Regions from separate parts of the Mus musculus genome. Here region 1 is linked to region 2. Evidence: chromatin loops called from intact Hi-C (ENCODE). Cell type or tissue: heart. All regions are shown on one strand. Each heading gives the region's core, and the rest is flanking DNA. Links, peaks and the distances in the headings are about the cores only.

The links. A loop is a pair of places that touch in the nucleus more often than their neighbours do. Peaks named below come from ENCODE experiments on the same cell type or tissue, not always from the same donor. Only the 100,000 strongest peaks of a DNase experiment are listed, where the experiment ranks them.
Region 1: a loop joins it to region 2, with 5 times the contacts of the local background. A loop is called at or near these places in 8 of 42 quality-filtered maps.

What each region holds. Positions count from the first base shown.
Region 1 is chrX:160,168,693-160,171,603 of GRCm38, reverse strand. No RefSeq gene overlaps it. Among named protein-coding and RNA genes, the nearest start is that of Pdha1, 32 kb to the right of the region's middle. In heart, for the core only: a CTCF peak has its summit at 1,259 (motif pointing right); no DNase peak of the experiment used is centred there.
Region 2 is chrX:159,986,893-159,989,803 of GRCm38, reverse strand. Map3k15 (mitogen-activated protein kinase kinase kinase 15) reads right to left here and starts at 1,600. Exons shown (of 29, transcript NM_001163085.4): 1 at 999-1,600. The coding sequence starts at 1,371. In heart, for the core only: a CTCF peak has its summit at 1,712 (motif pointing left); a DNase peak (open chromatin) is centred at 1,683; H3K4me3 peaks cover 1,110 bases; H3K27ac peaks cover 627 bases; H3K27me3 peaks cover 473 bases.

The DNA of each region.
Region 1 (2,911 bases), core at 224-2,723, 180 kb before region 2:
GTGTGTCTCTCTCTCTGTCTCTCTCTCTGTCTCTCTCTCTGTCTCTCTCTGTCTCTCTCTCTCTCTCTCTCTCTGTGTGTGTGTGTGTGTGTGTGTGTGTGTGTGTGTTGCTGAGAATGAAAGCTAGGGTATCATGCAAACTAGGAGAGCACTCTACCACTGAAGTATACACCTAACCCTGAATTAGTGCGCTTCAGAGAACTGCAATCGACAAGATTGTTGTAAAGAGAGTTTACTTGAAGATTTGCTGGCAGCCACCCTCTGTACAGTTGAAACCTCCCTCGCCATTCCTTTGCCCAGAAGAACTATTTGACATTTATTCTATCCTGCACTATACATTCTATGATGTCCACTTAGTTGTGCTTCTTCATTATGATACAAATTCAAGATATCTTATGTTACCTGAGGAGAGGAGTCAAATCAAGATAATGTATGCACACACTGTTTTGAATAAAACTCTTCTGGACTTTTATCCCTTCTGTACTTACATGGTAGCTACTGTCTCACACCAAGAGCACCATCAAGAATCCACCTACATGGGTCCCTTCAGGGTGGCCCCACAGCAGTAGTCAAATTGGGAGTGAAGTTTCCATGACTACTGCGGTGTGAACACTCAAGGGAACTATTGACATATGATGTATGTCTGCTTGGGCTCTACAGTGATAGTGATGAATAGCTGTGACAAAGAGGCCATATGTGCCCAACACCCATGACACGGACTATACTAAACATTAGAAGAAAACTTCCTGACCACTACTATAAAAGAATTTTAATCTACAATTTTGGGTAGAAAATTCATTTCACATTGTGTGGTTTATTTGTTTGCTTGGGGTATTGATGTTTTCTTTTTTTTATTACATATTTTCCTCAATTACATTTCCAATGCTATCCCAAAAGTCCCCCATACCCTCCCCCCCACTTCCCTACCCACACATTCCCATTTTTTTTTTTTTTGGCCCTGGCGTTCCCCTGTACTGGGGCATATACAGTTTGCATGTTCAATGGGCCTCTCTTTCCAGTGATGGCCGACTAGGCTATCTTTTGATACATATGCAGCTAGAGTCAAGAGCTCCGGGGTACTGGTTAGTTCATAATGTTGTTCCACCTATAGGGTTGCAGATCCCTTTAGCTCCTTGGGTACTTTCTCTAGCTCCTCCATTGGGAGCCCTGTGATCCACTTTATTTTCAGTTTGTGTTTGGGTGTTTTGCCTGCCAGCCTTTGTACTATTTGCCTGCAGTACCAACCAAGGCCAGAAGAGGTCATGAGATCCTCTGGAACTGGAGTTTTAGCTGTTTGAAAGCTGTCATGCAGATGATGGGAGTTCAACTCGTGTCTTTTAGAAGAGCAGCAATTGTCCTTAACCTCTCCAGCCTGTTTGCTTGTTTTGAAGCAGAATCTCTAGCCCAACTGGCTTCAAAACTCCCTATGGAGACAAAAAGGCCGTTAACAGGCAGTTCCTGCTGCCTCTACCTCCTAAGTCTGGCACATTTGTATAGTTTATATATTTTATATTCATTTATTCATGGAGAGCATGTGTGCCAATGGCAAGCATGTAGAGGTCAGAGAACAACTTGTAAGAGTCAGTTCTCTCCTCACTCTATGCAGGTCCCAGAGACCAAACTCAGGGCCCTATTTTTGGTAGCAAGTGATGTGTTTATGAAAAGATAAAGAGGTAGGGGTTATGTTCTATGGGGGTGTAGTGAGGTATAGGGGAAGGGGATGTCTCAGCTGGCCCATGCCAAGGCATCCGTTCCCCCTGATGGACCGGCCACAAGACGGTATAGTATAGAATAGAGTTTATTCAGGTCATGGGGAGGGGAATTAAGAGGGTAGAGAGGCAGAGAAAGGCAGAGAGAAGGAGAGAGTAAAGAAGTAGAAGCCAAGCATACCATGACCACATGGAGGGAGGGTGAAGGGAGGGGGGAAGGGAAGAGCCCAAGAGAGCAAGAGAGAAACAAGAGAACAAGAGAGGGAGGAGGGGGCAAGCAGCCCCTTTTATAGTGGGTCAAGCCTACCTGGCTGTTGCCAGGTAACTGTGGGGTGGAGTTTATACAGAATGCTAACAGCAAGTGCCCTTCCATCAAACTGGCCCTCATACTTGCATAAGCTTTAAATACTTACATATAGCAAAAACATAGATATTTAAAATAAGGAAAGGAGAAGAGAAAGGTATAAAAATATATACTGTATAAATGAGCAAAGCTTATGTTTATACAATAGTTTTGTCATTTTATGCATTTTTATATCACTATAATACACACACATTTTTAATGAAGAATTTTTTCATGCAATATATTTAGATCATAGTTTCTCATCTTCCAATTCCTCCCAGATCCTCTCTCTCTTTCTTTCTCTCTCTCTCTCTCTCTCTCTAATTAGATATTTTTTATTTACATTTCAAATGTTATCCTCTTTCCTGGTTTCCCCTCTGAAAACCCCCTTATCCTCTTTCCCCTCTTCCTTCTCACCAACCCACCCACTCCCGCTTCCTGGTCCTGGCATTCCCCTATACTGGGGCATAGAACCGCCACAGGACCAAGGGCCTCTCCTCCCACTGATGACTGACAAGGCCATCTTCTGCTACATATGCAGCTAGACCATGAGTCCCACCATGTGTTTTCCTTGATTGGTGATTTAGTCACCAGGAGCTCTGGGGGTACTGGTTAGTTCATATTGTTGTTCCTCCTATGGGGCTGTAAACCCCTTCAGCTCCTTGGGTCCTTTCTCTAGCTCCTTCATTGGGGACCCTAAACTCTGTCCAATGGATGGCTGTGAGCCTCCACTTCTGTATTTGTCAGGCACTGCAGAGCCTCTCAGGAAACAGCTATCTCAGGCTCCTGTCAGCAAGCTCCTGTTGGCATCCGCAATAGTGTCTGGGTTTGGTGGTTGTATATGGGATGGATCCCCAGG
Region 2 (2,911 bases), core at 303-2,802:
AGGCACAAACATTCCCTGGTCATTACTGTGTCACATACAATGCTGATGAATATCATCCAGGGTCCACAGATTTATCCCCAAAGGTTAAGTAAGAAAAGCAATGGAAGAAACTTGAAAACCGGATGGTTAGGTCACACTCAGCACAGCGAGCCTGCATCTAGCAATGGTTTACATTAAGAGATTAAAACATCACATAGCCGTAGATTACACAACACCATGCTTGTCAGGCAGTAACTTGCCACTCTCTGGTTGTAGGATGGACTCCCCTGTAAGAATTAAAACACTCTGAAGGCCTCACGTTGGGTGTCATTGGTCTAAAATAGATAGGATTTGTTTGTTTGTTTGAGGGAGAGTCTCACTTTGTAGCCTAGGCTGGCCCCAAACTCCATATGTCCCAGAGGCTGGCCTTGAATTTGCAATCCTCCCACCTCTGTTTCCTGGGATTAGATGAGTGATCTGTCTTAAGTTAATTAGTTTTAACAGCTATCCCAGATGACTATAATAACCAGCCTGCATTAGGGATATATGTCAGAAGAAAACAAACTGGAGGACGGACTCAACATCTTGTTGGTGGCGCTCAACCTTCCTAATGGTTTAATACAGTTTCTCTTGTTGTGGTGACCCCCCAAGCAGAAGGTTATTTCGTTGCTACTTTATAACTATAATTTTACTTGTTATGAATTACAAAGTAACTATCTGATAGGAGACCCCTGTGGGGGGAGAACCGCCATCTTAGGCGATAGTGTGTTTCTTGGGTTGTTGGCTATTATTAAAAGAAAAATAAATGATGAAATGGGTCTAAGTGCCTATGGTCACTCTTTATCTGTCCAAGGGCTCCTTCCTTGTTCTACACTGTCCAGGAGGTAAGAGATTGGTCCTGAGCATCACCGATGGCAGGATGGAGGGGGAACTGGAGGAGAGAGCCAGGGGGAGAGAGTGGAGGGGTGGCAGGGCTTGTGAGAAGGCCATGGGAAGCCAAGGGTGGCCCCAGCCCTCACCTGCATCGTAGAAGGCATCGAGCACGGCCGTCTCCCCGAAGTCGAGCTCCCCGAAGGGGACGGAGGTGAGGTGGGCGCCCTCGGCTTCGCAAGCCCGAAGCAGGCACTTGAGCGCCCCGGCCTCGGGGCCGCCGCCGGCGGCTGCCCCCTGCGAACTTTCGCTGCGCACGTAGACAGCCCGCAGAGCCCGGCGTGGCCCGCGCCCGCCCTCGGCCTCGCCGCCCGCCGCGTCCCCCGTGCTCTCGGGCTCCGCCAGCCCCGCCGCGCCCTCGGGCCCCGGGGGCAGCCTGCCCTGGGGCGGCTCGCCGGCTTCCTCCGGAGCCTCGGCAGGGACTGGCCCGCCGCCGCCGCCGCTGCCGCCGCCGCCCTCCATGTGACTGGCCCGCGGGGCTGGCGGCTTCGAAGCCCAGGTGCTCTTCCCCGAGACACCTGCTGCACAGGCGGATGACGGACGGGCGGACCGGAGGACGGACGGCGGCCGCAGGGAGCCGGAGCAGGGGGCGGGCGCAGAGGCCGGGGCGGGCAGGTGACCACGGGTTCTCCGGCGGCCGGCGGAGCGGAGCTCAGGGCCGGCTTGCCCCGAGCGCCCTTTGAAAGCCCGCGAGAAAGAGGCGGGGGCTCCGACGTCAGGACGGGCGGAGGGGGCGCTGCCGAGAGCCTCGGGGCAGCAACGCCAAGGGCGCCCCCTGCCGGCTCCCCCGCGCAGCGCCCCCAGCCCGGACGCCGGCCGAGGCGAGGATTGCAGGGCTCAGCTCGATTTGGCTCTCCTTGGGTCCTCCCCTCGTTCTTCCTTTGAACTACTGTTACAAACTCGTTTCCTTGGCTTCCTTCCTTTTTTCCTTCCTTCGTTCTTTCCTTCTTTCCTCCCTCCCTGACTTCCTCCCTTTCTTCCTTCCTTCCTTCATTCCTTCCTCCCTCCCTTTCTCTATCTTTCCTCCCCCTCTTTTTTTTTCTTTCATCATTTTTCCCCGCCCCCACGCCTGCCCACCAAACAAGTTGAAGCTTTCAACCACAGTAGACTTTCAAGGCACTAATTGGATATTGATAATCAGTTCCAAACTAAGTGCACATGCAGCTTTAACTCTACATCAGGAGGATGAGCAATGCCTCATTTGGCACTCGCCACTGTCCAGGACATAACCTCCCTGAGCCCTGTCTTGCAGCCTTATTTGTCTTGACTTTGGTAGTGACCTTGACAAGGTATGGGGAGGGTGCTGGCAAGCCAACATTTGTTTGCCTGGGAAATACACTCCCGTAAAAGTGCGCTGCCTACCTGACCTCTGAAATACTAAGGCTCCAAAGAGGTCTCCACTGCATCTCTGCAGCTCACCATTTTAGTCTCCAGCATTACATTATATTTAAACAATAAAATGCACTACAAGTTGTCATGTGGTGGTGGAGTTGTCTTTTTAACAGCTGCTTCTAGGTATAATTTACAAACCACCTAGAACAAAATGGCTGGCTGGATCTTTAGTGTAGTCCCAGTTCTGTGTCCATCACGACAACTTTTAGAATGCCTGAACACTCCACTACCCACCCCACCTGCACCCCCACTACCTTTTAGAAATCACTTTTTATTCCGTCCTCTGAAATAACCAGCCCTTAGCAAACCATCAGCCCTGGCTCTCTATTTGCCTTGTCTGTACATTTCCTATACTGGATGGAATCAAAGTGTGAAAATGGGTTTTCATTTGCTTTGTATTCAGTGCTAAGAGGAGAATGTCTGGGTTGCATGAAGGATATGTTTAACCTTTGAAGAAATTCACTGCTTTCCAAAGTGGTTGCATCATTTCGCATTCCCATGGAAGTGTAGAAGTGTTCCATTTCCTCTATAACCCCAGCAACACTTGTGACTGTCTCTTTCTTCATTACAGCTCCTAGTGGGTACTAGAACTCATTCTGATTTCGAGTTG